Regions from separate parts of the Mus musculus genome. Here all the other regions are linked to region 2. The links are chromatin loops, found by intact Hi-C in ENCODE. Cell type or tissue: left cerebral cortex. All regions are shown on one strand.

What was found. Peaks named below come from ENCODE experiments on the same cell type or tissue, not always from the same donor. Only the 100,000 strongest peaks of a DNase experiment are listed, where the experiment ranks them.
Region 1: it touches region 2 in a loop (2.2-fold over the local background); 3 of 42 quality-filtered maps call a loop at or near these places.
Region 3: a loop joins it to region 2, with 4 times the contacts of the local background. A loop is called at or near these places in 10 of 42 quality-filtered maps.
Region 4: a loop joins it to region 2, with 2.2 times the contacts of the local background. A loop is called at or near these places in 7 of 42 quality-filtered maps.

Annotation. Positions count from the first base shown.
Region 1 is chr6:12,471,164-12,479,163 of GRCm38, reverse strand. Thsd7a (thrombospondin, type I, domain containing 7A) reads left to right here. Exons shown (of 28, transcript NM_001164805.1): 5 at 7,967-8,000. Gm38583 (a long non-coding RNA gene) reads right to left here. Exons shown (of 2, transcript XR_868799.2): 2 at 832-1,230. Among named protein-coding and RNA genes, the nearest start is that of Gm38583, 38 kb to the right of the region's middle. In left cerebral cortex, no CTCF peak of the experiment used is centred here; DNase peaks (open chromatin) are centred at 152, 595 and 3,301; H3K27ac peaks cover 713 bases.
Region 2 is chr6:12,745,741-12,753,740 of GRCm38, reverse strand. Thsd7a (thrombospondin, type I, domain containing 7A) reads left to right here and starts at 4,488. Exons shown (of 28, transcript NM_001164805.1): 1 at 4,488-4,944. The coding sequence starts at 4,788. In left cerebral cortex, CTCF peaks have their summits at 1,258 and 4,519; DNase peaks (open chromatin) are centred at 4,235, 4,559, 4,740 and 5,764; H3K4me3 peaks cover 2,807 bases; H3K27ac peaks cover 1,573 bases.
Region 3 is chr6:13,149,397-13,157,396 of GRCm38, reverse strand. It overlaps Vwde (von Willebrand factor D and EGF domains), which reads left to right. Exons shown (of 30, transcript NM_001368871.1): 30 at 897-957. Among named protein-coding and RNA genes, the nearest start is that of Gm24985, 42 kb to the right of the region's middle. In left cerebral cortex, a CTCF peak has its summit at 4,963 (motif pointing right); a DNase peak (open chromatin) is centred at 4,958.
Region 4 is chr6:12,551,857-12,559,856 of GRCm38, reverse strand. It overlaps Thsd7a (thrombospondin, type I, domain containing 7A), which reads left to right. Exons shown (of 28, transcript NM_001164805.1): 2 at 4,131-4,962. Among named protein-coding and RNA genes, the nearest start is that of Gm38583, 120 kb to the right of the region's middle. In left cerebral cortex, no CTCF peak of the experiment used is centred here; a DNase peak (open chromatin) is centred at 3,982.

The DNA.
Region 1 (8,000 bases), 270 kb after region 2:
ATCCTCCCGCCTCTATATGCTATCTTTGTTCTATGCTACTATCAGCGTTGGGGCTAAGCCACTTATCCCATGTTGGAAAGACTTTTAACAAATATACCTGTCTGTATCTCTGTTCTCCACAACTGACACTCTGCCAACCAACAGAGCATCATTTTAAGTACAGTCACATGTCACATTGTTTTGTAAGTCATTCCATTTGTAGAAGTTTGTTCTTGAAGCCCCAGCAGACTGAAATACACTGTCATTTGAGTAGCTGCACGTAAGGTAGATCAGTGTGCCAAGCTGGTTGAAGATCTTGTTTGACTGGATATTAATTTCTTTCCAACACTCACTTTAAGAAGGTTGTACTTCATCAAAATTCTAAATGCTAATGCTCTGTCATTTTGTGGATAACATGCATGTTGTGACCTGATTATTTTAATTTAAAGTATCTATTAACACCTTGCTCTCAGTTATGGCCATTATAGGTGGAAATTTGAGAAAATAGGAAGTGTTGGAAGATTTCAGTGAGAGTTTTTATATGCACTGTTCTAGATTGTGTCCTGTTTAAAAGAGGCAAAAGCAGGAAAAATTATATTTTCAGAGCAGCAACAGATGGTGCATCTGTGTAGTAGGACTTGGAGGCCCTCGACAAGCTGCTGAGAGAATGTGTGAGGTTTAAATACTAACAATGATTGGCATTGCTGTAGAGATGTGTATTTTGAAAAGCCTATGTTTATAAGTATTCTTTTATGAAACAGGGTCAGTGAGGAAAAACATACCTGCTTTTGTTTTTATAAGTACTTAAGTGTATTGTACTTTTCTGTCTTATGAATCAGGACATGACCATAGTTACTTGCTGTGGCCTTGTATTGGATTTTGCTATCATGACCAACAGATATAGGAGAAAACACCCCATGGGTACTTGAAGTAAAGAAATAGGTCAGCCAGAGGCTGGGCTCTTGGAGACATTTTTACAGTGTTGAAAGAATTGGACAGACCAAGGCAAAGGACAACTCCTGTAAGACTGAAGAGTCTGTGAGCCATAGGGAAAGACCAGTATCTAGCATTCTAGCGTGACAGTGAAGGCTGAAGCCAAGGCTACCAAGGAGTCCTGACTTGGATGCTCTCCTTCTGACAGTTTGGGAAGTCACTCTTCTGCTGCTGCATTGGGGTAGCAGAGCAGCAGTAACATGGTTGTGCTCTTCCAAAGTCCATTGCCTCAGAAGTCCTCTTCTCCCTGCTGAGAACCTACAATAGGAGAGATCCAAATGTTAAAGCAGAATAGTTCCCAGAGTTCAAGTTCGTCCAGGCTGGCTTGTGATATAGTATGTGATTTTGTCTTGAAAACCCAATCAATAAATAAAATAAAATAACATTCTTAGTGTTGCTATGCCAGCTTCTTCGTCATGCATTCTCAATCTATTCTCTTCCATAATTGTGACATTAAAACTAGAATCTACAGCTGATAAAGACAAGAAAAGAGGCCGGGCAGTGGTGGCACATGCCTTTAATCCCAGCACTTAGGAGGCAGAGGCAGAGGCAGAGGCAGGCAGATTTCTGAGTTTGAGGCCAGCCTGTGTTAGAGTGAGTTCCAGGACAGCCAGGGCTACACAGAGACACCCTGTCTTGAAAAACAAACAAACAAAAACAAAACAAAACAAAACAAAACAAAAAAAAGACAGGAAAACAATATTCTTATTTTAATCAGGACACAAAATCCCTGTATTGGAGTGTTTTAGAACCATATGTATGTTTTGAAATGAAACCATGATCATCGCTTTCACTTTACAGTAGACCAATCAAGAGACACATTTTAGAAATATGGTGCCGGGTGTGGTGGCACACGCCTTTAATCCCAGCACTTGGGAGGCAGAAGCAGGTGGATTTCTGAGTTTGAGGCCAGCCTGGTCTACAGAGTGAGTTCCAGGACAGCCAGGGCTACACAGAGAAACCCTGTCTTGGAAAACTAAAACCAAACCAACCAACCAAACAAACAAAAAAATATGGTAATTCCTAAGAGAGTAACACTCAAATGAATACCTAGTATTAAGTACTCTGATGAAATAAGAAAATGGGAAACATTTACAAACTCCTCACCTGATTTGTGATCAACAGTATTCAAGAAGGGATCCTAACAGCAAGAACACTCTCCAAAGAGGAGTCTTTGGTCCACCACAGATGGCTTGAATGAAAATCAAGGCTAATCGATACATGAAATTTGTTTCTTGATCCATTCATCCAGCCTGTGTCTTTTGACTGAAGAATTGAGGCAACTAAATTTAAAGATATTATTGAAAGATGGCTGTTGATTACAGTTATTATGTCTTTGTTATTATTGTTTGTGTTCTCAGTGGTACTTCACATTTCCGTAATTATAGCTTTTTGGCTTCTTTGTCGTTCCTCTCTACAGCCCTGAGTATTGCTTCCTGCATTATATTTAGATTGGTTGTTAGGGTGGATATCAATGTTTTATATTTAGATTGGTTGTTAGGGTGGATATCAATGTTAGGCTGGATATCAATGTTTTATCATGGAAAGCTTTTCTATCTTCTTCAATGATGGCAGACCATCTTTCTGGATCAGCAATTGTGTTCTTTTAGAACTTGGAATGGATTCTTCCAGGCTCTTCTGGATTTCAGAGTTTGCATTGAGAAATAAACTGTTATTTTAATGCAGTTTCCTGTGTGCACATGCTTGTGTGTGTGTGTGTGTGTGTGTGTATGTGTTTGTGTGTGTCTATGTGTGTGTGTTTCTTTTGCAGCTTTCAGTACTCTTTCTTTATTCTGTGTACATTGAGTTTTAACTATGATATTATGCTGTAGAAAGTTTCCTTTCTGCTATTTTCCATTCGGTGTAGTGTGTGCTTCTTTGTGTTTATATAGGCGTATCTTTTCTTAGTTTAGGTGAGTCGTCTTTAATTTTGCTAAAGATCTTCTTTGTGCCATTGATCTAGGATTCTTCTCTTTCATTTATTCCTAGAAATCAAAGGCTTGCTCTTTTCATGGGGTCCACACTTCCCTCACATTCCTCTCCTTCATACCCTTTTTTTAAATTTTAGGTAGTTTTTTTTTAAAAAAAAAAGATATTTAAATTATTTATTTACATCCCAAATGCCATCCCTAGCTTCCAGTACCCTCTCCCAGAGTTCTCACCACATCCCCATCCCCTTTGCCTCTGAGAGGCATCCCCATTTCCTGGGACAACCAGTCTCTACAGGATTAGGCACTCATGCTCTCCCACTGAGGCCAGGCAAGAAAATCCTCTGCTACATATGTGCTGGGTGCCTCTGGCCAGCCTATGTATGCTCTTTGATTGGAAGCCTAGTCTCTGGGAGCTCCCAGGATTCCCGGTTAGTTGTCACTGTTGGTCTTCCTACGAGGTTGCCATCCCCTTCAGGTCTTTCAATCCTTTTCCTAACTCTTCCTTATTGGTCCCCAAGCTCAGTCCACTGGTTGGGTGTAAGTATCTGCATCTGTCTCAGTCAGCTGCTGGTAGACCCTCTCAGAGGGCAGCCATGTTAGGCTTCTGTCTGCAAGCACAGCGTAGCATCAGTAATAGTGTTGGTGTTTAGTTTCTGTCTATGGAATGTATCCCAATTTGTCCAGTCACTGGATGGCCTTTCCTTCAGTCTGATCCATGTTTGTCCCTGCATTTCTTTTAGACAAGAACAATTCTGAGTCAAAACTTTTGAAGGTGTGTTGGTGTCCCCATCTGTCCACCAGATATTTCTTTATGACTACTAGGTTTGCAGGAGAAAATATTGGTCTGTAGTTTGGAAGTAGATTTGGATGTTGGGAAGTATACATGAAGAGAATGACCAGGCAACCTTACCTACTTAGTTCCAGTCACAAAATATTCATGACTTGGTTTGGGAGTATATATGTAGCATATATGTTTCTGCATGTAGATGTATGTAGTATAAAATGTTTCTGTAGGTTGTGGGAGCATGGGTCCTAGCTAGAGGCTGGAGGTTGAACACAAGCAAAGCTGTCCAGACTAGGCCAGGGGACTGGATATGGAACTCAGAATGCATCTTAGAGTTCAAGTAAAGTAAGTAGAGGGTATTAGGTGGAGTCACTTGTCTAGATGCTGCCAAAAGATATGCAGAAAGTGATAGAGGGTTATGGTGCAGTAAAAGTCCGGACATGGTGGATGGGCCATGGGGTCATGGCCAGAGATTTAAATGGGAGTAATGCAAACAACAACAACAAAACAAAACAAAACAAAACAAACAAACAAAAACTAGACCAAGGTACTGGATAAAGAAGCCAGATTAGGTGTATGGGACAGACATAATTTTCAAACTCACACCCTCCTGTAACAGCCAATGTCATTATTCTGTAAGAGTTTATCACATCTTACCATAGTAAAGTAGATATAATAGGTACCAGATACAACTATTAAAATAAAACATTTAATTTGCAAATCATATTGACTATTGAATGGAAATAGAATTCCCCCCTTTATTGCTTGCTATGATATATTATTTCCTGCCATCTACTCCTCTTGGGTGAATTTGCTTCCTTTTTTTCTAGAGCTTTTAGGTGTGTTGTCAAGCTGCTTGTGTGTGCTATCTCTAATATCTTTTTGGAGGTACTCAGAGCTATGTGTTTTCCTCTTAGAAAGGCTTTCATTGTGTCCCATAAGTTTGGGTATGTTGTGCCTTTATTTTCATTAAACTCTAAAAAGTCTTTAATTTCTTTCTTTATTCCTTCTTTGACCAAGGTATCATTGAGAAGAGTGTTGTTCAGTTTCCATGTGAATGTTGGCTTTCTATTATTTATTTTGTTATTGAAGATCAGCCTGAGATGGGTTTCATGTAAGCAGCAAAATGTTGGGTCCTGTTTATGTAGCCAGTCTATTAGTGTATGACTTTTTATTGGGGAATTGAGTCCATTGATATTAAGAGATATTAAGGAAAAGTAATTGTTGCTTCCTTTTATTTTTGTTGTTAGAGTTGGTATTCTGTTCTTGTGGCTGTCTTCTTTCAGATTTGTTGAAGGATTACTTTCTTGCTTTTTGTAGGGCATGGTTTCTGTCCTTGTACTTTTGTTGTTGTTGTTGTTGTTGTTGTTGTTATCCTTTGAAGAGCTGGATTTGTGGAAAGATAATGTGTGAATTTGGATTTGTCGTGAAATTCTTTGGTTTCTCATCTATGGTAATGAAAGTTTGGCTGGGTATAGTAGCCTGGGCTGGCATTTGTGTTCTCTTATTGTCTGTATAACATCTGTCCAGGATCTTATGGCTTTCATAGTCTCTGGTGAAAAGTCTGGTGTAATTCTTATAGGCCTGCCTTTATGTGTTATTTGACCCTTTTCTCTTACTGCTTTTAATATTCTCTCTTTATTTAGTGCATTTGCTGTTCTGATTATTATGTGACGGGAGGAATTTCTTTTCTGGTCCAGTCTATTTGGAGTTCTGCAGGCTTCTTGTATGTTCATGGGCATCTCTTAGTTTGGGAAGTTTTCTTCTATAATTTTGTTGAAGATGTTTGCTGGCCCTTTAAGTTGAAAATCTTCATTCTCATCCACTCCTATTATCCGTAGGTTCGGTCTTCTCATTGTGTCCTGGATTTCCTGGATGTTTTGAGTTAGGATCTTTTCACATTTTGCATTTTCTTTGATTGTTGTGCCGATGTTCTCTATGGAATCTTCTGCACCTGAGATTCTCTCTTCCATCTCTTGTATTCTGTTGCTGATGCTTGCATCTAGGGTTCCAGATTTCTTTCCTAGGGTTTCTATCTCCAGCGTTGCCTCACTTTGGGTTTTCTTTATTGCGTCTACTTCCCATTTTAGGTCTAGTATTTTTTTGTTCATTTCCATCATCTGTTTAGATGTGTTTTCTTGTTTTTCTATAAGGACTTGTACCTCTTTAGTAGTGTTCTCCTGTATTTCTTTAAGTGAGTTACTAAAGTCCTTCTTGATGTCCTCTACCATCATCATAAGATATGCTTTTAAATCTGGGTCTAGCTTTTCAGGTGTGTTGGGATGCCTAGAACTGGGCGAGGGGGGAGTGCTGTGTTCTGATGATGGTGAGTGGTCTTGGTTTCTGTTAGTAAGATTCTTACGTTTGCCTTTCGCCCTCTGGTAATCTCTGGAGTTAGTTGTTATAGTTGTCTCTGGTTAGAGAATGTTCCTCTCGTGATTCTGTTAGCCTCTATCAGCAGACCTGGGACACTAGCTCTCTCCTCTGAGTTTCAGTGGTCAGAGCACTCTCTGCAGGCAAGCTCTCCTCTTACAGGGAAGGTGCTCAGATACCTGGAGTTCAGACCTCCCTCCTGGCAGAAGATGAAGGCCTGAAACAGGACCTGTCCCAGAAGCTGTGTTGCTTCGGCCTGTCGCAGAAGCTGTTAGCTTCTGTAGTCCACACTCTCACCTGCACAGACTAGTCTCAGAGGGATCCGGGAACCAAAATGTCTCTGACCGGAAGAGTCATTTGTTTTAACTTTCAGTGAAATTAACTTCACAGCATACACTTTTCTGCAAAATATGCATCATTGCTGTCTAGAATTTTTATTTTGTGAGAAATGGAGCACTTATTTCTGTGCTTTCTCTCACTGATATGCAAGCACCTTCCCTGTTAGAAAGTAAGAAAATCATTCTTTGGACCAGCTTTAGCTGGTGTTAATATACACTTACAACATGCCTAGAGTTGAGCAAAAATCCTTGTTGTGCTTTATACTAACCAAAGTTTAGGTGCCTCTCAATTATTTCCATGGTGGTGTATTTAGGGAATGGAAGTGTAAGTACTACTGGAAGAAAAAACAAAAATAAAGTGTGACATATTTTTCTGAACATCTAGTGTAGTCATAAGAAGAGTCGCATAGCCTACAGGACTGATTTCCATTAGATGACTTCATGTGTACAGAAACTTCAGTGGCACACAAGCACTTACAACCTGTTGTAGAGCTTTAACAATACATGTCCATTTTTAGTGCTTTTATTTAAAAGATACATACCTTAAATTACTTTAGTCCTATATGTGTATCTAGATGCAATCATACATAATTAGAAACTAATGGTATTTCTCTACAAAAATGAAAAATACACAGCATGTCTTAAAGTTCTTTAGTCAACAAATCTGGGCTAGCCAAATTCTCAGTTATTTTCTAAAAGAAAGATATAGCCAAAATATTTTTAAACAAAGACAATTCTAGCTACTAATGGTAAGCAGTCGGTGATGGAGGAATAGACAATAGATAATAAGTACAGAAATAATCTTCTTCTGTCCACAGAGCTTATATAGCTTCCTTGCCTATTCATCCTAAACATAAATATATTATTCACATTAACTATCAAATATATGTGTGAACAGAAATTAATCAGTAATCATCAAAAACATAGAAAAAATAGACAGACCAAAGGACAAGCAACTCATACTTTATTGACCAACTTATAAGTAAGAGCAAAACTGTAAGTTGAGTTCCTTAACAGCTCTTAGATTTACAGATATTCAGGTAATAGGGTGGGCAAAATATCTGAGCATCATTGGATTGTTCTTGAACCTGGAAGTCAAAGGTCACACCATTTGATTATCTTTTCCCATGTATCCAAATAATATTTCTCCAACCAGTAGAGCAAAGTGGACAGGATTTTGTTCTACAGAAGCCACTCAATGGATCCTTTTGCTTGTTTAGTAAAGTTATGTACTTCTTCCTGCCATGCTCAATGCTCTAAAAAGTACTCTGTTTAAAATTTGAATGTAGACATTTAGGATACATCTAAAAGATTATTTTGCTAATTAAGATTATTTTGCTAGTAAATTCCTAACTCCATGGCCCAAGCACTTCATCAGACTTCTAGTCCAGTTTTATTTGATGAATAAAATAAAACTGTCTTTTGTTCTTAGAATGTAGCAAAGAAATCTTGGGCTAATGATTTGGTGACACATTCTCTTCTCTGAGAACACATGGGAATCATGTTATTAACCATAACATCTGTTTTTGTCTAATTCTTAAGCAATGTCTTTATTTTTCTCAAAACAGCTTCAAAACCAGTGGACTCAAAATTATGCACTGG
Region 2 (8,000 bases):
CCATCACTGAAGAAGAAAAATATTTATATTTCAGCTACAAAAGAGCACTTCTGATCTACAAGCTTCATTTTCTTTTCTGCTGTTTGTTAAAGGCCAAGGCTTTTAAATTATCCTTCTGTTTCAATACTATAACATCAACACAGTAGTGGTAACTGGTCAATGTTGTTGTCTTTATAAGTTATTCTATATTTCTTTTGTTTTTTCCGAGTCAGGGTGTCTCTGTGTAGCCCTAGCTGTCCTGAAACTCACTTTGTAGATCAGGCTGGCCTTGAACTTAGAAATTCGCCTGCCTCTGCCTCCCAAGTGCTGGGATTAAAAAGCATGCGCCACCACCGCCCGGCTCTATATTTCTTAAATATCAAAATCATTGCATTTGCCAGAGTGCTCAGCTCTCCAAGAACATTCTCTCTAGTCACCTCTGGTCGATTACTTAAACACACAGGTTGCTATCTTCTGCCTCACGTACTACCAGGCATCAGATACTCTATGCATCTAAGACCAACTGTGAAAAATCCATTCTCAAAGTTTGAAGGATCCAAAATAAAACCATGGTACTTTCACAAGATGCACAAAATAAGATCTCCTTTGCTTCTAAAAGACTTAGTTATTGTCTTAGTTAGGGTTTTACTGCTGTGAACAGACACCATGACAAAGATAACTCAGGTTCAGAGATTCAGTCTACTATCTTCGATGGGAGAATGGCAGTGTCCAGGCAGGAATGGTGCAGGAGCAGCTGATAATTCTACCTCTTCAGCTGAAAACCTTAGGGAGAAGATTGGCTCCCACATGGTTAGGAGGAGGGTCTCAAAGCATACCCTCGACAGTGACACATTTCATCCAATAAGGCCATACCTCCAATTAGTGTCAGGCATATTCCCTAGGCCAAGCATATTCAAGCCACCACAATTATTAATAACATGGAGAATATATAACAAAATTTTTCTGTAAAACTTTTCAATTTAGAATCTTCCCTGCTCTCACAGTATAAAACTCCAAATCAGAAAACCAGTTAGTCAACCAACCAATCACAAGCCAACATAGTACATTGTTTATAAGTAAGAAGGAATCAGAAGGAAAATTGAGGATGGATACCACTCAAAATTTAGGAGGTAAGTTGTGTAGTTACTTACCACAGAAATCAAATATGAAATGTTTGGTACTTTGTAATTTGATGGGTGTAGCAGAGAAAGATTGATGGGAAAAAGCCTAAAATAAATTTTGTTGAACACAAATCTTGGTTAAGTATGACACCTAGAGGATGCATAAATAGAATTCCTTTGAGTTTTGGTTGTTGTTGAAATTAAGTTGCTATTATGTGGAGAAATACAGCTAATATTTTTATTTCAGAATAAGCATTTTATATATTCCTCTATATAATATTTTATCAAAAATAATTTTCCCTATTGAATCACTTAATTACATTAATAAAATTATATTAAAATAAATCCTTTTCCATCAAATAAATAATTTTTATAATTGCCTTAACATATAGATTCTAATCACAGAGATTCATTATCCCATTCATGAAAAGTACTTTATATGCTTCTTTCCTAATATATAGAGATAGATAGATAGATAGATAGATAGATAGATAGATAGATAGATAGATATAGATATATTTATGAGTGTACATATCATCATATAGTAGAGTTTTGAAATGATAGCACAGAAGCAATGGACAATTAAGGTTGCCAATTAGGTTAGAATTGTGCCATTTCTAAGTAACTTACATTTATCCTCTGTTGGTTTGGAAGACTTTTATAGTCCTGGGTCATTAATACTTGAACAGTTCATGAAAAATGATGAACGACTTACTTCATGACAGGTTATACAGATGGTCAATTTAATCTTCATCCTTGAGACTTCTCTAGATTGTATTTTGCCATCATACCATTAAACATTTGTGTATTATTCATATCATTTTAGAAAACAAAGGTTGGTATTTCTTACTATCTCTGGCCATTCATCAGGTTTATTGATACAGTTTATTCAAGTGAGTAGTACTTCTTTTTTTCTCTCACCAGGATGTGTATCTGAATGTATACATCACTTTGTCTTTTCAGAGACCCAAATAATTTTGTCCTCAAGTGCAGTAATGACACTGTTATGAACAGAAATGTGGCCTTGGTGGAGTCAAATGTTCCCATGACTGAGTTCCTGTAACACTGTTTAGAGATGATTCCACTTGTTCGGAACATTTGTTCATGTGTATGTGAAGGGTGTCTGTGCGGGTCTCCTAAGCTTGGTTTACGTTTCCATTAAATATAAGAGCCAACCCAGGACAAATTTCAAACCCACAACATGCACAACATGTTATCCTTCTTGTGTGTTTTAAATGACAACAGGTGTAGATTTAGAAGTTAGCCTTGATATTAGAGTTGTCATGTTTAGTCTCTGGAATGGATAAGTAATTATTATACAATCCTGGATACATAAGAAAAATCAATTATTATTATTATTATTATTATTATTATTATTATTATTATTATTATTACTTACACTAAGATATGGAGTGTGACATCTGATGGCTTTTGGGAGGTAGGTGGTCAACTTGCAAATTAACGAATTTACCTTCTTCCACCCTCCGTATTCTGTTATACACGGAGCCTCCACCTGGTAAATTGACTTGGGGCTTATGGAGAACACTATGAATGGGCATTAATAACGCAGAATCTACAATTCCATTCACGGTTGAAGACCTTCAGGGATGAGCACTAACGACAACTGAGAAATACAAATAGAAGGGAAAGGAAGAGGCTTCCATGCAGAGTGGTATTGCATGGAGGAGCCATTTCTGAAGGACAGAACCTAGGAGGCAATGGCAGGTCTTTTTCTTCTTTGGCAGTGTGAATATTGAAGGACTTGCTCCTTCAGGGGGGTATACATTAGTTAGGACCAGCCTGCCTTTGTATCCCTATCAACCTATAATCTTTTGATCACTGCCTATTTTTCACCAGTGTAGAAACAGTAAGCCACAGTGGCTTATCGCCTCTAATCACAAGCCCAGGGCCAGGACTCTCTGAGCTTTTAATTCCCTCTTAGAGGCCTAACAGAGTGAAAAGTAAACAAAGACCAAATTTGCAACCGTGAATGCAGCTAATTTCCTCTGATGTCAGAATACTTAAACAGGCAGGACCTGGGAATTATTTGATCAAACCTGCTTTTAATCTAATGCATGCAGAAGGGTTATGTCTGGAAAGCTCAGCAAAATGACACACATCTCCAGGGAGCCTTCTGGAAGGAAGCTTTCCTCCCTAAGAAACTGTAGCTTTCTCATTTCAGACTCATGGGTTATTGGGTCCTTGGGGGTGAAGTCACTAAGAGAAGTTTTTCTGCCTTTTAAATTGTATTGTATTTGGTGTAAGACAGGCAACCAAATGACCATAGTTATCCTTAGCTTTTGGTTGCTGGGGAATTTTGGTGTTGTTGTTGTTTTGCTTTGTTTTAATTGGCTAACTGCCTTGATACTATTTAAGCGTTACAAGGAAATGAATTAATAATAAAAGACTGTTATTGTGAGTGGGGGAAAAAAGGGACAAAGCTTTATCTGACTGCACACATTCTTCTGTTAGGCCTGATCTAATAAAATAGAGAACAAAAGGTACAAGCCATGTGGTTTCTTGTTTTGGTTGTGAAAAAGCACTTAAAAGAATTAGTATTTGTCTCAGGAATGAAATTTAAGTAGAAATAGTTATTAACTGGGTGGAAGCCAACTGCTGCTACTGACTCATTTGCGGCTTAATTTTTATCCCCACCTCTGGTCCTTAGTAGTGCGTTTTCAATAGTGATGGAAGAGAAAGGAATGGAACTTTTATGCACTTCATCATTAAAACAGAATATACTGGCAGTGTTTGTACATTCTTATTCATGCAATTAGACAGCGTCGTGCACACTTTTAAGTACGAAGTCGCTTTCAAAGGCAGTTACAAGACAATGTGTTGACTTTGACACATATTAACCACGGTCACATTGTTACTGAGGATGGGCTGAAGTTAAAAAAATAACAAAAACAAAAAACAAAAAACACGGAAGTGCTCAAGTTCCTTTTGATAGTGAGCCCTGGTCTGTTCCCTATCAGGTTCATAAGTACCGCTCTTCTCATAAAGTAATTCAGAAGGCACGGCGGCTTCAGAATAAATGACCAAGGCTGATGCTTTGTGTAAATATGCAGGGAGAATAACACGCCACTAGATCAGCATTTGACTCCTTGGGTGACGATGAATTTCAATGTCAGTTATTCGTCATCCTGAAGCCTGCCCCGTGATGATGCCTTTTATTGGTGTATCCTTGTGAACATATTTCAGCGCACCATGTGCCGGGGAGTTCTCGGGGCGGGCGCGTGGGGTCTGGGTGCTGGCCCTGTGCCCTCGCTGCCCCCCGCCGGTGGTCCCCTCGGGTCCCCTTGGCTCTTCTCAGCTCTCTCTTCTCCCCTCCCTTCCCTACAGCTGGCGGCGGGGGCTGCTCCTCTCAGAGCTCTGGGCCGGCTCTGTCAGCTGGGGCCCCCTGCGGCCGGCTGTGTCCCTCGCCGCTAGGACCTGCCAGTCTGCGCGCCATGGCAGCGGCGGCAGCATCCCCGCCAGCATCCCCGCCAGCCAGCGGCGGCGGCGGTGGCGTCCACGGCCGCCGCTGATGCTATTGTTCCCTAGTGTTAGTTGCTCTTTGGCTGCTTTTCATCTGGAGCGAACAATAGAAGCAGGGAGAGCTTTGCTTTCTCTACTGGTGGAGAAGGAAAGACCGTCCCCTGCGAGAGTGGTGCGGCTCCGGAGGCTGGAGCGGCTGCGGACAGCATGGGGTTGCGAGCCGGGCGCCTGGCGTCCCCGAGCCGGGGCGTCCTGCAGCTGCTGCGGTTGCCACTGCTCTTGCTACTCCTGCTGAGCTCTGGCGCCCGCGGGGCTGCGGCGCAGGGAGACACCGAGGTGCCCACCCTCTATCTGTGGAAGACCGGTAAGTGGGACAGAGTTGTCCTTTGCTCTATCTCCAGATCTGGGACTATGATCCGGAGCGAGCTAAGGGCTCCTGAAGGAGCCTCTGTGTTTCCAACTGGTCCTGATTATGCCAGGATCCCCAGGTCAAAAGTATGATCCCTGCAAGCGAATTAGGTCATGTCCTATGCCATTAGGAAAGAACAACATAACTAAGAGGCAACAGTGAGTCACTGGGTGATTGTTTCTCTAGCCGCTCGGCAGTGAATGAGGGCAGCGCTGTACTTTCATTACAAAGTGAAGTGCTTTTAAAATCTGGGTTTCCAGTCTTAGACTTTCTAAAATGACATTCTAGCAATATACAGGTAGACAGTTCTTTTTTTTTTTTTTTTTAATGCGGTGTTTTGGCAAACACACACACACACACACACACACACACAGAGAGAGAGAGAGAGAGAGAGAGAGAGAGATTTAAATGTATTAAGCATAGCTTTGTGGTGTGTGGGACACCAGGGTCAAGCCCTGTGCAGGCAGCTCTAACAGGGAAAACTGGATAGTGCAATTTGTAACGAGTGATTCAAAGTGATCTTTTACGCCGTGGAGTGATTAACATGGAGGTTTAGAAACTTTTCTTTCCGGGAAAGAAGTCTTTTCGCTTTGTTTTTTTGACAAAACAAGAAAAGTAGCAACTCACTGCTCCTCAGACTCTCCCGGCAAAGCGCTGTAGAAGCAGAACACACAGGGAAACAACAAAACCTTAGAGCTCCAGGCTCCCCTCTCTGCTGAGGGTGGGTGGATGCTCTCCAACCACTATGGAAGACGGAATTCCTGAGCCTACCAGAAACTTCACACACTCACCGGAGACAAGTGGAGGAGCTATTCTCCTCGCTTATAGCTGAGGATGACTTGAGAGTTCCTGAGTGATGCCAAATATCAAGATAGGAACAAGATAGAAAGAAAAAGTGTCCAGATCACAGTCCAGGCAGAGTGGGTCTTCTGGCTTCAGTCCTCCGACCGACCTGCTGAGGAGGCAGATCCATTTACGCCAGAATCACACCGATGACTAAAGGTTTAAAGAAGGTTCATACATCCAAGCAACGTGGTGAGGCATTGAACAGAAAATCACTTAAAGACAAAACACCCTTTACCTTGGAGAATCGCATAATATACTAATGCACTCTTGTACACGCGCAAATACAGGCACAGATTAGTCAAAGCAAAGTCATTCTTGCGAACTTGGTAAGACTTTAAAGATCAGCTACTTAGGGGACTAAAGACAAAAGTCAAATTCGTTTGATTTTAAACAAAGAATTGAAAGTGTGTTTTATTTTTTCTATTCTAAATTTATAGTAGTTGGTAGTACTTGGAAATTTAGAAAGAGCTTCTCGGGGCAACAGAGCTGGGCTAGTTGAAATTTGTACTATCAAAGGAACATGAGCCAAGTAGCAATTCAGACGGAAAAGAACATAGAGATCCTGTGCTGTGCTGCCTTTGAGGTACCAATACATGTCAATATTAATGTCATAGCCGGAATACAAGCCAATTAGACCTTGATTCCAGCACCAGGTTCAGTTGTAGCCTGCTCTAAGAATAGTTCGACGGTGTTCTCACCCCTCCATCAGTAGCTGCCTACTGTGTGATTGTACTTGCCTTTGACTATCCATACATGGTATGATGAAATCAAGTGGGTTATGAGAAACTAAGTCATACATTGTCAACTGTTGTGCAAATAGAAGCTAGTGGGAGGATGGTGGTACTATGTATTTTATGATGATTCTTTGTTTCTTGGGAAATATTGGAACATTTAACCTGCTGAGCAAAATAATAATTTCTTCATGTATTTATCCACTGAAAGGAAGGGAGATGTTACTAAATCTAAAATGAGTTGGGAACAGTTCTCAAAGGAGTTAGGACAGAACAGAATACATTATAACTAAAAAATGCAAAGGTGATAGAATCTTGTCTATAATTTGATGAGAAGCAAATTTGATATAACTGAGGGGGGAGGGGGAGGAGGAGGGGGAGGGGTAAGGGGGAGAGGGAGAGGGAGAGGGAGAGGGAGAGGGAGAGGGAGAGGGAGGAGGGGCAGGAAGGGAATGGGAAGAAGAGAACAGAGAAGCTGAGGACATCTGCTCCAGTGAGGGGCTTTCGCTCTTTCTACTGTTTACAGGAAATAGCATGAAAGATGACATCACTAAAGTGGAAGTTTCACTGGACAAAGATATAGGACAGAAGCTTTTACTGCCAATAACATGTTGTTCACTGTGATGAAGTCACACAGTGCCTGGCTCAACAATTAGAGAAGACAATATCTAAAGATCTATTCGCCACTAAGTATTTAATTTACATACACACATATGCAAACACACATAATTAAATACCATATATTTACATACTCAAACACTTGTGATTTTCATTATACAGACTTTATCAGATTTATGACATATAACTGATGGTATATGATGTGATATGTTATAGTTTTAGGTCACATCACAACAAAGAGCTGTTAACAATTTACAGTCAGTTCTCACTGTAGAGGCTGAATGTGATGTGGCCACCTTTGCTCTTGACCAACTCAAAAATAAACAATACTTTAAACACACAATAGTTGATACATGGCATACTATACTCATGAACATAATGCAGTGACAGCAGAGATTGTATAGCTGATAAAACAGTTGAGGGTATGCTCAATACAGAGTTGCTATTTGCTTTTGATCTTGGTGTTTGCCAAGAGGATAGTGAAGCACAGAAGAAAGAATATAAAATAAGAAGACATACAATAATATTCTGAAATCTTGAAAGTATTCGTGACAGTGACACTCAAGCCCAAATACTCAGTGGAAAATATTCAATATCAATAAAGTCAGCTTGAGAAAATTCTAGACCTCTGGGAAATCTTTTAGAATTTAACCTAAAAGCAGATAGGAGCCATTGGAATCTCTTAGAAGATAATATTTTGTTGTTGTTGTTGTTGAGAAAGGAGAAAGAAGACTCTAAAGGCTGTTGGGTAGATAAGAAAAGGAGAAAAGCATCAGTACTATAGAAGTTATAGGAAAGCATGGAGAAATGCTTTGC
Region 3 (8,000 bases), 400 kb before region 2:
CATTCCAGACTAGCAAGATGTTGTTTGGTTCTGATTTCTACACATATTAGATATGTGTGGCAATGACATTCAAGTACACATATGTGTGCACATGCAGAAGGCCCTTCAAAAATGTCTTGCTCTATGAGTTTTGATATAAAAGCCATCACGTATTACTCCATACTTCAAAAGGCTCAAGGGCCAACTTGAGATGTGAGGGCTTGAGGATCTGGGGTTTAAGCTCAACTTTAGCTATGTAGTAAATTGAGACACTATGTCAAAATAAAACAAAGTAGCCCAGAGATCACGGAAATCTAAATATATTGAAACATGATAATACTTAAAATTTTTAAAAAATGTTCTTCTTGAAGTTTGAAACTGGATCAATCTGTTTTGGGATGCAAAGTCAATTTCTGTATTGTTTTCTCCCTGCACTTTTTTTTCATCCAGAAAAAAATATGGCCCCACCCTGATAATAGTAGGGACATAATACAGTCATGGTGCGAAATTTAGGATTTCAAGATGTTCAGTGCTTAGTTGGTTAGATCTGAGTACAGGACTGGGGAGTGGTGAGGGAAGAAAAGAATGGGAAATGAGGCTGAGAGAAATGTATGAACTATTCTGAATATGCAGTCCTTTCCAAAAGATATAAAAGTCAGTTTTATTGGACATTGAACATTTTGATGTAATACTTACCCAGTGTGCATCATATCAGTATACAAGCTTCAGACACAAGTGGGCTTATTTACACTCATTTGGATCTATTTTATGAAAGCAGTGCTGAGTGTGGCAAATTTGACTTTCACGTTGACAGAACTGAAGGGGTTTGTATGCCATGCCAGAGGAAGGGGAAATAAATAGATAATAATAAGATTTTCTACTGCTTATTGGAACGTGACTTTCTCTTTCTATTACAGATGAAACATCATTAAGAAACATATTTACAAGCCTCTATCATTAGATATGCAGTTTTATTCAGAAATAGTTGAAGATAATTTTTGAAGCTTATTTGTATATTGCTTAAAGTATTATAAAGACCAAATAAACTAAAAAAATGTGGAAGGATCTAAGTTGTCAATATCAAAGAAAAACAAAATAAAAGCTCCAAGTAATTTGAATTTGACTTTGAAGTTTGATTCTTGATATTAAGTTCATACTCCTGATACAAATATGGTGATATTTGTAAGTTTGTGGTTTTATCAGTTGCAGCTGCGACTATGTCTGTATCAGAGGTCAGTGAAAATGACATGCTACTTAATGTCTCCTAGATTCACAATGTTTAATGCATAAGTATAGAGTGCCAAGGTTTTTATGAAAACTGGGATGAAGATAGAGACCTAGAGGTTGTCAAAGTAGCTGCAAAAGGTCTGAAAGCTTCATACTGAAGATTCCTGCCTAGAGCCTAGTACTTTCTAGAATAGTACTTCTTAAACTGTGAGGACCTTTTCAGGGTTGCATATCTGATATCTGGCATATTGCATATTTATGTTGACATTAATTAAAATTATGAATCATTGAAGTTACCAGTCATTAAGTTACAGTTATAAAATAACAACCACAGCATTAAGAAGGCAGAGAACTCTAGAAGCTTTGGTGCTGCTGCTGCAGTCCTTGAGAATCTTCAAACTCTAGCACCAAATCTCAAACACAGTAGCCTATACTGAAGCATGTATTGCAACGTTGCTGTGAATCTTTCAACTATCCCAGCACCAGGTATAGATGCCAGTGAAAAAAATAATAGCTTGGTTCAGGGGACATTAAGGAAGAGGTTGCAGGAAGAACACAGAAGCGATAGAGTGGGGATGAGTGTTTTGAAATTCTGACTTCCAGATATGACATTGGTATCACAATTGTAAACCCATAGCAACTGGAGTTCCTGCACACAGGCTACTCAAGAACAAGTCAGCCAAAATTCCAGGATGAATTGCATAGATGGTTTCTTGCACCACCCATGACTAGCTATTGGCAGTAGATAGTTGCTAGAGAACATTCCTTTCTGAGGATATAAATACTGGTAGACTTCTCATGCTCCAGTGAATGGTTCCAGACCCAAGCACATATGGGTACTACAAACTAGACTGGGCTATACAAAACAAAGAAAACGTTGTATGGTTACTAGAGGATCCTTTGGGAAGAACAGTGAAAGTTGGAGATGGTACATGGGAATAGATGCAGAATATGTTTTCACACCTAGAGAGGTATTACTAAGAGCACAGTATAGGAACGGGGCAGGAGATCCACTAGAGGACACACCCAGCTGAGGCCTGTGACTGACACATTGGATACAATTCAGCTTTACCTCAGCCCAAGCCTGTGGACTTATGAAGGAAACGTCACCTTCCTATTCTCTTGAATCCATTCATTTGCAAAGTAATGGTGAGCATACTTACTTTAGAGTGCTTCTTGGTAATTTTAAAGTTAAAATGAGGTTATTGTAAATTTATAGCACATAGCAATTGAACATAGGTCAACCATGGTACTTGAGTATAGCTTAGTAGAGACAGAACTGGTCTATGTAAATTATCTTTTATTTGATTACTGCTAATTATCCTTATTCCTTCTAGTTCTTTCTGAACTTCATCTGACTGGTTCAACTCAGCTGCTTGGGCACAAACTATTTGTCTAAACTGATTCATTCAATTTGGCTTATCTCAAGTTCTTACTGAATTCCTCTGTTTGGCTTTAAACTGACTCTGGCAATTTCTTGTAATCTCCTGCCTCCATTTTATTCTCTGGCTTTAACTGCCTCTGCTGACCTGCACTGAACTGCATGCACTCAGGAAGAAACTCAACTCTACTGCACTGTACTCACTGCACTACACTCACTGCACTGCACTCACTGCACCGCATTCACCACACTTGCTGCACTGCACCCACTGCACTCACTGTGCTGTGCTCCCTGTGCTCCCTCCACTCACTGCACCACACTCACTGTACTGCACTCGCCACGCTCACTGTGCTGCACTCACTGTGCTGTACTCACAGCACTCACTGCGCTCACTGCGCTGCGCTCACTGCACTCATTGTTCTGCACTCACTACACTTACCACACTCACCACACTGCACTCACCGCACTCACTGCACTCATTATGCTGTGCTCACTGCAACTGTGCTCACTGCACCACACTCACTGCACTTGCTGTGCTCACTGGTCTGCACTCACTGTGCTCGCTGTGCTCACTGCACTCATTGCACTGCACTCACTGTACTGCATTCACCGCAGTAACTGCACTGTACTCACTGCACTATACTCACTGCATTCACTGCACTTGCTGCACTGAACTCACTGTGTTCACTGTACTCACTACACTGCACTCACTGTGCTAACTGTACTGCACTCACCATGCTCACTGCACTCACTGCACTGTGCTCACTTCCCTCACCACACTCACTGTGCTGCACTCACTGCATGGCACTCACTGCATGGCACTCCCTGCACTGACACTCAACTCTGGCTAACCAATAACTGAACTAACTCTCTCTCTCTCTCTCTCTCTCTCTCCCTCCTTCTCTCTCTCTCTCTTCTGTGCTGTTCCTAAGTAGCTTTTCTTCTGAGAGAGTTGAACCTATCCTATCCCTGACTTATTTTGTCAAATCTTTCTCTGATTCATCACTTTGTCTGTGTCTCAATTAGAAGTTGTTTGGGATTAAAGGTTGTACCAAGGTCGTGTCTACATTCCAGCCAGATCACACAGACTTAGAAGCTCTTCGGATGTGACCAGAGCAGCCATGTTGCTGGATTAAAATCCCTCTGCATGTCTATCATTCATAAAGGTCTGGGTTCAATCATCAGTACTAAAAAGGAAAAAGGAAAGCCTAGCATATGGATTGTATTCTAGTTATTAATAATATTATTGCTAATATCTACCAGTTAGCCAAGCTGGGGCATCGGTGACAGATGTCTGTATTTGGTTTTGTATTTTTCAGTGATTACTATATTTGGTAGGTATGGTTTGTTGCCAAGTTTAAATATTTACTCTTAAGAAACACCAAGTCAGCAATGTGTGAGTTAAACAAGATAAAATTTGTGATCAACACTTAGGAACTAGACTACTCTAATGAAGGTTCACATATAAAGAGAAAATCTGGGGATCTGAGAGCATACTGAGCTGGTCCACATAGCCAACAAGTGTTCAGTTAATGGATCCATGAGGCTCCCTATGTAGTTTCCCCCGTGTGTTTTCTCAGCATTTATTAATTGAACTGCAAGTAAGACCTGTGCGCCTTTAGTGGACCTTAAGGCCAGTTGTCATGTGCTTTTTCCATTTAAAACCTAAGCCTGGGCATAGTGCTTAAAGGACGTGTACATACTCAGCACTCAGGAAGGTTGTGGTTCTAATCCCCAGTCTCCCAAATAAACAAAATTATGTATTATAGTCATGTTGGTATAAAGAAGAGTGCATGAGTGTTAAAAGACCACACCTGAAACTCCATTCTTCCCATTTCCATGGCTGTCTAAAGCATCGTGGGCCACAGCTGCTGGACCACTCTGCTAAGTAAGAAGGGTTCTACTGTAAGACAGAGGTAGGCTTTTGTTTGGTGTTGTGTTTTGCTGTTTTGTGGGAGGGGACTCACAGTTAGGCTTGTCACCCGTTTTGCAGAGTACTCTTTAAACCTCTGCTGAAGATATCTCAAGATAGTTTTAAAAATTAATAAAAGCAAACTCCATGCCATTACAATGTTTGTACGTGTGTGTGTGTGTGTGTGTGTGTGTGTGTGTGTGTGTGTGTGTGTGTGTGTGTGGTGAAAGAGAGAGGAGAGAGAGAGAGAGAGAAAGAGAGAGAGAGAGAGAGAGAGAGAGGCAGAGAGAGAGGGAGGGAGGGAGAGAGAGAGAGAGAGAGAGAGAGAGAGAGAGAGAGAGAGAGAGAGAGAGAAAGAGACTACCTGTCATTCTTCAGTTTAAATCTATAGTAATCTCCTGTAGTTTCTACACTGAGATGAAATTATCAGACTTGTCCTGCAGATGGTGCTAGAGCCTCAGTTCATCTTAGGAACTAGGCAACCACTTTGATAAAAGCATAGGAAGCATTTAATGCAAACATGACACTTTCAATAAGAAAATCATTTATGAGCCTAGACATCTCCATTACATTGGATGATTGCCTGGTAATTGTAGGCACTTGCCTTGGCAGTTCACAGTTCCCATTGTGCTAGTAAGGGATATTACATCCACGTAAAGATGTAGTGATGTACTGAATTCATCAGAAGTTTACATTGCCTTGAGTAGTATATGGTTAGACAGAATTTTCTCCATTATTCTGTGAATTGGGAAATGTTGATCAATTAAAAGAGACAGTGTTCCAGGTAGTTGAGACTATATTTTATGATGCCATTGAGAAATAAGAATATAACCAAGCCATATAAATGACATCCTAAAAAGAATCTCTTTAAGGCAGAGTACTTGCCTATGTGCTCCTTCTATCCACTTTAGCTTATCTATTTGAGACAGGGTTTTTACAATGTAGTCCACAAGCTGGCTTTGAACTCCAGGTGAGGCTCCTGCCTCACCTTCAGGTATACTGCTATTAAAGGCATGTTCCTAGATTTTGTCCCTTTATTCCTGTCAAAAGTTAGTGCAGTTTCCCTGGCTAACTGTCAATCTAATCATCAGGAGAGTCCAATTTGAAACACTATGAGTTTAAGGAATAATGAAATTATAACTATTTTAAATCAGTTATAGAGATCAAACCATGACTGCAAGGAAAAGCCTTGACCTTTGAGCCAAACCTTTAGCCACTATTCTCCAACTCAAGTTATGATAGATATAGACAGTGTCCTTTGCTTTAAAGAAGCTTTGCAGTTTTATGAGGTCCCATCTGTTGATTGTTGATCTTAGAGCATAAACCATTGATGTTCTGTTCAGGAAATTTTCCCCTGTGCCCATGTGTCCAAGGCTCTTCCTCACTTTCCTTTCTATTAGTTACAGTGTACCTGGTTTTAAGTGGAGGTCCTTGATCCACTTGGACTTGAGTTTTGTATAAGGAGATAAGACTGGGTTGATTTGCATTCTTCTACATGTTGAGCGCCAGTTGTGCCAGCACCATTTGTTTAAAATGCTGTCTTTTTTTTCCACTGGATAGTGTTAGCTCCTTTGTCAAAGATCAAGTGACCATAGGTGTGTGGGTTCATTTCTACGTCTTCAGTTCTATTCCACTGATCTACCTGCCTGTCTCTATACCAATACCATACAATTTTTAATAATTCCTCTGTATTACAGCTTGAGGTCAGGGATGATGATTCCCCCAGAAGTTCTTTTATCGTTGAGAATAATTTTCGATATCATGGGTTTTTTCTTATTCCAAATGAATTTGCAAATTTCTCTTTCTAACTCTATGAAGTATTGAGTTGGAATTTTGATGGGGATTGCATTGAATCTGTAGATTGTATAGTTATAAAAGCTTCCACATATAGGCCTGAAGGGAAGGGGATGCCAAGCCTATCCATCAATAATTTTAGTAAGATGACCATTTTTACTATATTAATCCTGCCAATCTGTGAGCATGGGAGATCTTTCCATCTTCTGAGATCTTCGATATCTTTCTTCAGAGACTTAAAGTTCTTGTCAGACAGAACTTTCACTTGCTTGGTTAGAGTCACACCAAAGTATTTTATAGTATTTATGACTATTGTGATGGGAATCATTTCCCTAATTTCTTTCTTAACCCCTTTATCCTTGGAGTAGAGGAAGACTACTGATTTGTTTGAGTTAATTTTATATCCAGTCACTTTGCTGAAGTTATTTATCAGGTTTAGGAATTCTCTGTTGGAATTTTTTGGGTCACTTAAGTATACTATCTTATCATCTGCAAATAGTGATATTTTGACTTAACCTTTGTAATTTGTATCCCTTTGACTTTTGTTGTCTAATTGCTCTGGCTAGGACTTTGAGTACTATACTGAATAGGTAGGGAGATAGTGCAAAGAGGAGACTTTTTAAAACCTTTCTTGAGATAGGTCAATTATTTTTTTATATTTCATCTGAGACTCATCTCTCTAAATTAAAGCATCAATACAAAACCAAAATATTATCATTCCAGATGAAATAGGTATGCTCAATGAGTTTACAGTCTGACCTTTTATTTTCTTTATGGTAAGAAACATTGCCCTCAGAGTGTTTGAACTTGAGAGATTAAAGTTAGGAAACACATATAAGGTAGCCACAGATCTTGCTGAAAGAATTTCATCTTACAGGCAAACATCTTAAAACAGTTTCATTTTCAGATCCTCACTGTAAACAAAATAAGCATAACCATAAAAGATGAGAAGTTGCAATTACCCAAATGTACAGCCTAAACTGGTTATTTTGAGGTCATAGATCAGATGTATGCTTGGCTCTGATCACTGAGAGTGGGGGTTTCTAATGGCAAAAGATAGTGTCAAAAAGAACACAGGCCCAGAGAAGACAGAAGATGGACTGCAGGTCAATACTGATGCTCAGTATAGTTACAAAAGCTTCCACATATAGGTCTGAAGGGAAGAGGACACCAAGCCTATCCACCAATAATTTTTGCTCTGAAATAAGAGGACTGATTCAAGCCGGGCATGATGATGCACACCTTCAATTCTAGCACTCAGGAGGCAGAAGCAGAGAGAGGTGGATCTCTTGAGTTGGAGGGCAGCCTGGTCTACAAACAGACTTCCAGGACAGGACAGCCAGGGCTGTTACACGAGGAAACCATGTTTCAAAAAAGGAAAAAAGAAAGAAAGAAGGAGAGTGAGAGAGAGAGAGAGAGAGAGACAGAGACAGAGACAGAAACAGAGACTAAGATCTGTCCCCATGAGTCCTACCAACTGAGCCAGTCTTGAAGTTCTTTCTAAATGTTTTTCAGGTCCTCACTGCTTTCCAAGTGAGAAGCATAGGATTGAGACTCCATTGATAACCTGTGCGTGATGCAGAAGCAGCTCTGCCAGGCTCTATTTCTAGGCAGTGGTGAGAGGACGTGTTAGGAAGATGTTTCCTCTCTCAGGGACTGCTAACATGACAAGCATGCTCGAAGCAAAAATGAATAACCAGTTTGTAG
Region 4 (8,000 bases), 190 kb after region 2:
CCTGAGCGATAGAGGGAACATACAACTCAGGAAAGTAATGAACCTTGATCTAAAAGTTCAGAAAGTCATAATGCTTACAGAACTGCTGCTCATTGTTTTAAAAGCTTTTTCATTAAAAATAATTAATATAATAAATTTGAATAATATTTTCCCATCTCACATCTTCCCCACCACCTACTTACCCATCTTTACATTCTCTCTCTTTCTCTATCTCCCTCTCACTCACTGTTTCTCTCACTCAACAAGACACAAACAAAAACCAAACCAAGAGGCATACATACAACCCACCCCCACAGAAACACACACACACAAAATCAAAATAAGTAATCAAAAATCTACTAAACAGGAAATGTCCAAACAAAACAAAATAAGGTAAAAACTGTAAAAGACCATCTAGGCCATTTTGAGTTGATCAACTCCTCATGACCCTAGGTTTAACCTAAGGTGTGTTTTACAAATACAGTGAGACTCCATTGGAGAAACCTGACTTTGCCCTTGCCATTGGGTATCAATTGTAGATAGCTTCTTATGGGTGGGAGCCTGGGTTTACTTACTCTGTGCTAGGACCCCTTATGCATACTGGCAACCTCTTTGTAAGCTCATATGAGTATCAGTTCTGTTGTGCCTGGAGAATGCTGTTGCCTTGGAGCCATCCATCCCTTCTGGCTACTATAGTCTTTCTCTTCCACATTAACCCTAAACCTTGAGAGGAGAGCTTGCAGAAGACATCCAATCATCCAGTTTAGAACTTTGTGCTTCAAATTCTCTCACCTGTTTAACCTTGTGTAGTTCTGGGTCATCCACTGCAAGAAGCAGCTTCTCTAATGATGGCTGTTGCTATGGCCCTTTGGCAGAATAATAGTATTCAAATATTATTGAAATAACTAACCCTCTTTCTAATTAGAATTCCACGAGACAGAATAACTACCTGACACTGCTAATGTGGCTAAGAACCTGAAACTAGATAGATAATGGGCCTTGGAGAAAACTTACTATTATTATTCGGCTCTAGGACCATATTGCTCATGCCCAGTATTATGTGAGCTGTAAATGACAGCTAGCAAGCAGAAACCCACTTATTTAAGGAGCAGTCTGCAAGGTGGGCAGAGAACTCTAGGGATGTAGTTGAGTGAGCTTTGTAGTGATGAAGCTGTTTGTGGGTCGTCCACGTACACTTCTGTTAGTAACTCCAGTGAACTAGTTCACCAAACTAGCCTTGGGTGGAACCATTTTTCTGGTCTTTCATCGGTGCCCTATCTGGGGGGAATCAATTTTTATTCATGTCTCTTAATGAAAAGGAGTGTAAAGCCAATTAATCAGTCTTTATACTCAACTCTATGGATATTTTCTACAAAATACTTCTTTTGGTTTTATCCTGGGAATAAAATATTAAACATCGATTAATTGGTCTAATCTCATAATTATTGTCAAGGATGGAAAATAATGGTGCATCAAAAAATCTCAGCCAGGTGTTCTCACACACATCTTTAATCCAAGCACTTGGGAGGCAGAGATATGTTGATCTCTTGTGAGTTCAAGGCCAGCCTGGTCTAAAATGTGAGTTTCAGGACAACTAGTGCTAGACAAAGAAATCCTGAAAAGAAAAAGAAAAGAAAACAGAAAGAAAAGAAGGAAGGAAGGAGAGAGAAAGGGAGGGAGGAAGAAAGGGGGAGAGGGAGAGGAAGGCATAGAGGGAAAGGGAGAAGGAGAGGGAGAGGGAGAGAGAGAAAGAGAGACAGAGAGACAAAGAGACAGAGAAAGATTATCTTGGGTTTTAGATTTAGATTCTGAGTTAGCACAAAGCACCCATGCTTTAAAGTATCAATGGAACAGCATGTAGTTTAGCCTTGAGTCTAACATAAATGTGCCTTCCTTTGGGAAATAGGATAACAGTTTTGTTCAAACACAATGGAGAGAGGAAACTAAAATTAAAGCTATGTGGAATTAATTCTAAAGTTTTATACATCCTATAAAGTTCCCTTATTAACATGCATCTTTAGTTTTATGATTCTCAGATAGAGTATTTCTCAAGTCTCTAAGAAATCATCAAAAGTATTGTAGGAAAATGTACAGAGACAAAGTAAAATTAAGACTAAAACATCATTCATTAGGTACTTAATGTTGGCACTTTCAACAGAGTCACTGTCCTTCTTGTTCGTAAAGCATTCACATCAACATCTAGGAAGGCTATTCTCTGAAATTTATTTTAAGTACTTAAACAATTTTACGTATGAATTTAATGAAATAAAATTTGGGTAGACCAAATCTAGTACTCTTTTAAATGAAAAGATGACTAATTAGTCCAATATTTCAGATAACAATCACTTCTGCTTACAATTTTATTGTGTCACTTGAAAGAAAGACTGCATCATCAAACATCTTTTTGGTTAAATAAATGTAGATACTATAAACACCACATTCTCTGTATTTCTTCTCCTATAGATTAATGGTGTTCTGCACAGAGGGCAGAAATGTAACCTAAAGCTCTAAACTTAGGCTTTATTGAAGTCCAAATGTCAGAAGAATTGGGTCTCAAATGCAGCTGGTTTTATGGTTCATTCAAGATGTGAATTTAGAGAACCAGCCGGTTTCCTGTCCCATTTTTCTAAGGCACAGAATGAGTCCTTTTCCTAGTTTAATAGTTTTCACTTTTTTTTTCCCTTCAGCGTCTTACAGACAAAACCTTATGCCTAATCTAGACATGGATAAAAATAAATGTGAAGCCAGACCTTTTGTTATGAAAGTAGGGCTGAGGGAAAAAGGCAACAACTGTGTGTGTGTGTGTGTCTGTCTGTCTGCCTGTCTGCCTGTCTGCCTGTCTGCCTGTCTGCCTGTCTGCCTGTCTGCCTGTCTGCCTGTCTGCCTGTCTGTCTGCCTGTCTTGGGGAACCCTATACCATCATGTGAAACTTACTTCCTTAAGACTTGTTAAGTACAATCAAGGGTTATCAAATAAATCCTCACAGCGTTTCTGTGGGATTCCTAACGGGGGGGGGGTGGTGGTGAGGGGGGACAGGTTTGTCTCTGGCTCTTTCTTGCAGCTCTTGGCAATCTTTTCTTCCAGTTTGGTGCCTTGTCCAGCCTCAATACAAGGGACTTCACCTTGTCTTATTGTGTCTTGCTTTGTCATGTTTGGTTGTTGTTTCTTGGAGAGCTGCTCCTTTTCTGAAAAGAAAATGGGTGGGAGGAATGGAAAGAGGACAAAATGTACAAATTGTGGTTGGATGTATTGTGTGAGCGAAGAATCTATTCGCAGCAGAAAGAAAGAAGGAAGGAAGGAAGGAAGGAAAGAAAGTCCATGTGTACTTTTAAAAAATGTTCTAGAATAGCAAGCCCCCTTTCATACTCAAACAACTGACTCAAGTGTACCATAAAATGCCAACTTAGTTATATTTAACAAATGAATTAACTGAGAGAAATCAAGGTCGTTGCTCAGCACAAAGGTCAGACGACTGAGACGTTTTTGTTTTTTAGCTTATTAAATGTCTTTACTCATCTCTCCAGTTCACTGAGGCTTCTTTTTTATTTAAGGCAAGTGCCCTTTCAGGAAAGGTTTTTGATTTCTCAGCTTTAGTTACCATGAAGTCCCACTTTAAAAATTCTATCAGCAACACTGTACACAGCCGTTAGACTTCTCCCGATGTAGCCTGCAACAATAAAAAAAGCAGGTGAGGGAGAGCATTTTCTGCAAAATAGTTAATTGCCCAGGCAGAGAAAGCCTGGAGGAAAAGGCTTTCATGAGGGGATATTTTCTTTACCACTTACTAAAGCAGAGTTCAGGGTGTGAGGCAAGAGTAATGGGTTTTCACCGTGACTAGTTTCTGATGCCCTTTATGAGCAACAGTCTCTATCTACCTGAAATAAAGGAAATGAATCAAAGCAAACTTTTACCAATCCCAAAGGGGCCCGAAGTGAAATTGCCCCAGCTGTTACCTTATATAGACTCCTTGACACAGTTCCCTCTTGTGAAAGTACTCAGGGACGAGCGTTACTTTCCAGTCGTCTCTTTCAGAGACCTACTTTATAAGATGTCGGGAAGTTAATGTACTAAGGCTAGAGACGTCTTTCTAAAATGGGAAAAGCGTGTCACTTGCTTCCTGCAGCCCTGCTAACTCTTGTGCTGTTTTATAGGTCCCTGGGGACGATGCATGGGAGATGACTGTGGACCGGGCGGCATCCAGACTCGGGCTGTGTGGTGTGCTCACGTGGAAGGCTGGACTACGTTACATACAAACTGCAAGCAGGCTGTGAGACCCAGTAACCAGCAAAACTGTTTCAAGGTCTGTGACTGGCACAAGGAATTGTACGACTGGAGGCTGGGAACCTGGGATCGGTGTCAGCCTGTGATTTCGAAAAGCCTCGAGAAATCGCGAGAATGCGTGAAGGGTGAGGAAGGCATCCAGGTGAGAGAGATAATGTGCATCCAAAAGGACAAGGACATTCCCGCCGAGGACATCATCTGCGAGTACTTTGAACCCAAGCCCCTTCTGGAACAGGCCTGCCTCATCCCTTGCCAGAAAGACTGCATCGTGTCTGAGTTCTCACCCTGGTCTGAGTGTTCCAGGACCTGTGGCAGTGGCCTGCAGCACCGCACGAGGCACGTGGTTGCACCGCCACAGTATGGAGGCTCTGGCTGTCCCAACCTCACCGAGTTTCAGGTGTGCCAGTCCAACCCCTGCGAGGAGGATGAGAGCTTGTACAGCTTGCAGGTGGGGCCCTGGAGCGCATGCTCAGTCCCACACACAAGGCAAGCCAGGCAAGCCAGGCGTCGTGGCAAGAACAAGGAGAGGGAGAAGGAGAGAGGAAAAGCCGTGAAGGACCCAGAGGCCCGTGAGCTCATCAAGAAGAAGAGAAACAGAAACAGACAGAACAGACAGGAGAACAGATACTGGGACATCCAGATTGGCTATCAGACCCGGGACGTGACGTGCTTAAACAGGACTGGGAAATCTGCGGACCTCAGGTAAAGTCTATTTACTAATAGCATAGGGACTTGAAACTCACTGTTCTGACTCCTGGTATAACCTTGTGAAAGATATTCCCTAGTGCAAGGCTTATGAGCTTTAGATCTCGAGTCGGTGACTTTATTTGGTCCAGGTGTAGACCCCACCCTATTTAAAGGTTTCCTAGCCAATGAATGATTCTCCATGACAAAGTACGGCTTCTTCGGGAGCACACAGGAGTAGAGCACTTGGCTAGAATCTGTGAGGCCCAAAGTTCAGTTCCCAGCACCGCAAAGAAAGAACAACACTGCTTCTTTAAGCAGTTTTTTTTTTTTTTTCCCCCTTCCAAGAAAAGACAGTGAAATTATGTGGAGCTTAGAGTACTGGGATTTTGAATACAGATATTTATCTGAGTGAGTTAATCGAATAAAGCACACTTGTAATCTCTCCCTAGTTTATAGCCTTTTCAGAATTACCCTATAAACAAAACCTGCTCTTAACAACTACCTGGGGAACCATACCTAAGAATAATATTCTCTCACATTTTATAAAACAAAGTAACTCTCTCCAGAGAAGCAAGTAGCATGTAGCAAGAAGTAAGGTAGTAGCAGGGATTTACCCAGGGATTGGCCGAGCTTTGAACATGTAATTAATTGGCAGCAATTCCTAGATGGAAATCATTTGGCAGATTATCTTCTGGAACATAATGACTATGTTATGCGAAGCTACCTCATGTACGATTCATTTGTGGTGAAACTGTTATTAATTGAGGATGATAGGAAGGATATGGTGTTCTCTGGATTGGCTAAATTTTGCTCTCAGATAAACCAGACTATCTGGGAGTGGCTCGTCTGCATCATTTGCATAATTGCCTTTCCCGAAATATGTATGAAGTTACGATTTGGACTGAACCTAAGAAATTATAGCATCATCACTCAGAATTTTATATCTCATTTATTGTAGCATGACATTGGGTGTGCCATCTTCTTTACCAGGCAGTCTGTTTCCTTGATTAAAACCATAAGATAAACGTCACTGATGCCTAGACCCCATAAGGCTTTGGGGAGCAGCTGGAGACTGTTTCCTTTTGCCCCTGGAAATCTTGCAAAGATTACAATTTCCTCTTAACTTTGGAAGTTGGAGACCTAATAGATTGTGTTGGATGCCTGCTGCTTCCTCAAATCACTGACTGCTTTATTATTTTTTTCCATGCTCTCTATCCTTCCTTCACCTGTTCCTTTTCATTGACTTGATCACTGTGTGTTTTCAGATACTGGTGAGAGTTCTTTGGAAGAGGGTTATAGCTTAAGTTAATGAGTAAATTAAAAGGCACGATCCATTCATCGAAGACAAAATCTTTCTCTCATAATACTATTGTTCTGGCTGCCTCTTATTTTAGTTCATCATTTTATGGTGGTAGAGTCTGACCCTTGGGCTGTGTTTCTGCTGGGTAAGCAGTCTGCCACTGATCTACCTGCAGTCCTACTTGCTGTTTTGAGCCTACTTGCCTCTCTTTCCCTCCTTTAATCCATATATTTCATTTCAGCTCACATTGCCCCTTCATAGCATCTTCCCAATCCTGCTACTTTGCTGATTGTGTCTGTTTTTCTGGCCTCCATTCACCAGGTTTCTTACGTGTGTGTGTGTGTGTGTGTGTGTATGTGTGTGTGTGTGTGTGTGTGTGTGTTTGAACCTCCATTTGAACCTCCAAACTGATGCATTTCAATTCACTTCCTATGGCTCTTTTCTGACAGTCTTTTCTCTTATGGCTTCAATCCTTTCCCCTAGAGTAGTAATTATCTTTGTGGCTTGGTTTCCCCTGAGCAATTGAATGAGCCTCTAGGGCAACCCTGAGCTGACTCTTGCTGTCACTGGGTTAGTCTTCAGTAGAGGTTTAATTTAGTGTTGACTACTTGATTAAAAGTGTAGTTAAGTGTGTAGCTTCCATTGAATCAAGACTAATATTCACATCAGTTGTGTGATTTAGGCAAATATACTTAAAGTGTGGGGAATTTTGTCAGGCACTTGCATCCTTACCTACATTTTGTTCAGACTTTACACTACTTGGTCAAGGAAGCCATTACAGGAAGACATGAATTAGCAAAGAACCACAAATCATGGATTTAATCACTGAATTTAAAATATCTAACTAGTACCCCCAGAGCTCCCTGGGACTAAACCACTAGTCAAAGAAAACACATGAAGGGACTTGTGGCTCTAGCTGCATATGTAGCAGAGGCTGCCCTAGTTGGTTATCAATGGGAGGAGAGGCCCTTGGTCCTGTGAAGGCGCTATGCCCCAGTATAGGGGAATGCCAGGGCCAGGAAACAGGAGTGGATAGGTTGGGGAGCAGGGGGGAGAGGATAGGGTATTTTTCAGAGGGGAAACTAGGCAAGGGGTTAACATTTGAAATGTAAATAAAGAAAATATCTAAGAAAAAAGAAAACATATATATCTTTCATCTCATTCTTTCTTTATGATATAAGAAGTTGAAATAATCATTCAGACTATTAATAACAGTAATTCATCCAGAGTAAGTAAAAGGACTTAGCTAAATCAGCCTAAGAATCTTCGGGAACTTCTCTATGAGTCAATAAAATGTTTCAAAGAATTGCTGCTAAATTCCCTAAATTGCAAAGCCATACACCTTGCTTTCAGTTTGTCGTTAATCAGTAGAGGTCAGAACTGTGACCATAGCTCAGTCTTTTATATATATATATTTTTTTTTCTTTAATCCATTTTTACAGTCCAGATTTCACGCCCCCTCCTGGTCTGCTCCTGACCACTCCCCATCCCATACCTCCTTTCCCCCTCCCTCCTGTATCCAAGAGAATGTCCCCACCCCTCCACCCCCACATCACCAGGCACACCTTCTCTCAATGAGGCCAGACAATGACCCTAAGAAAGTATCAGTTTCAGACCTCCACTGATGCAGTTTTGAACAGTGTGGTAGTCAGATGTAACAGAGATAAGAAACCTGGACATCCATGTGTCTTGCCCCCTCCGTGAACACTTAAATCCTCCACAGATACCTGAGTTCTCACTGTTTTAGAAATAA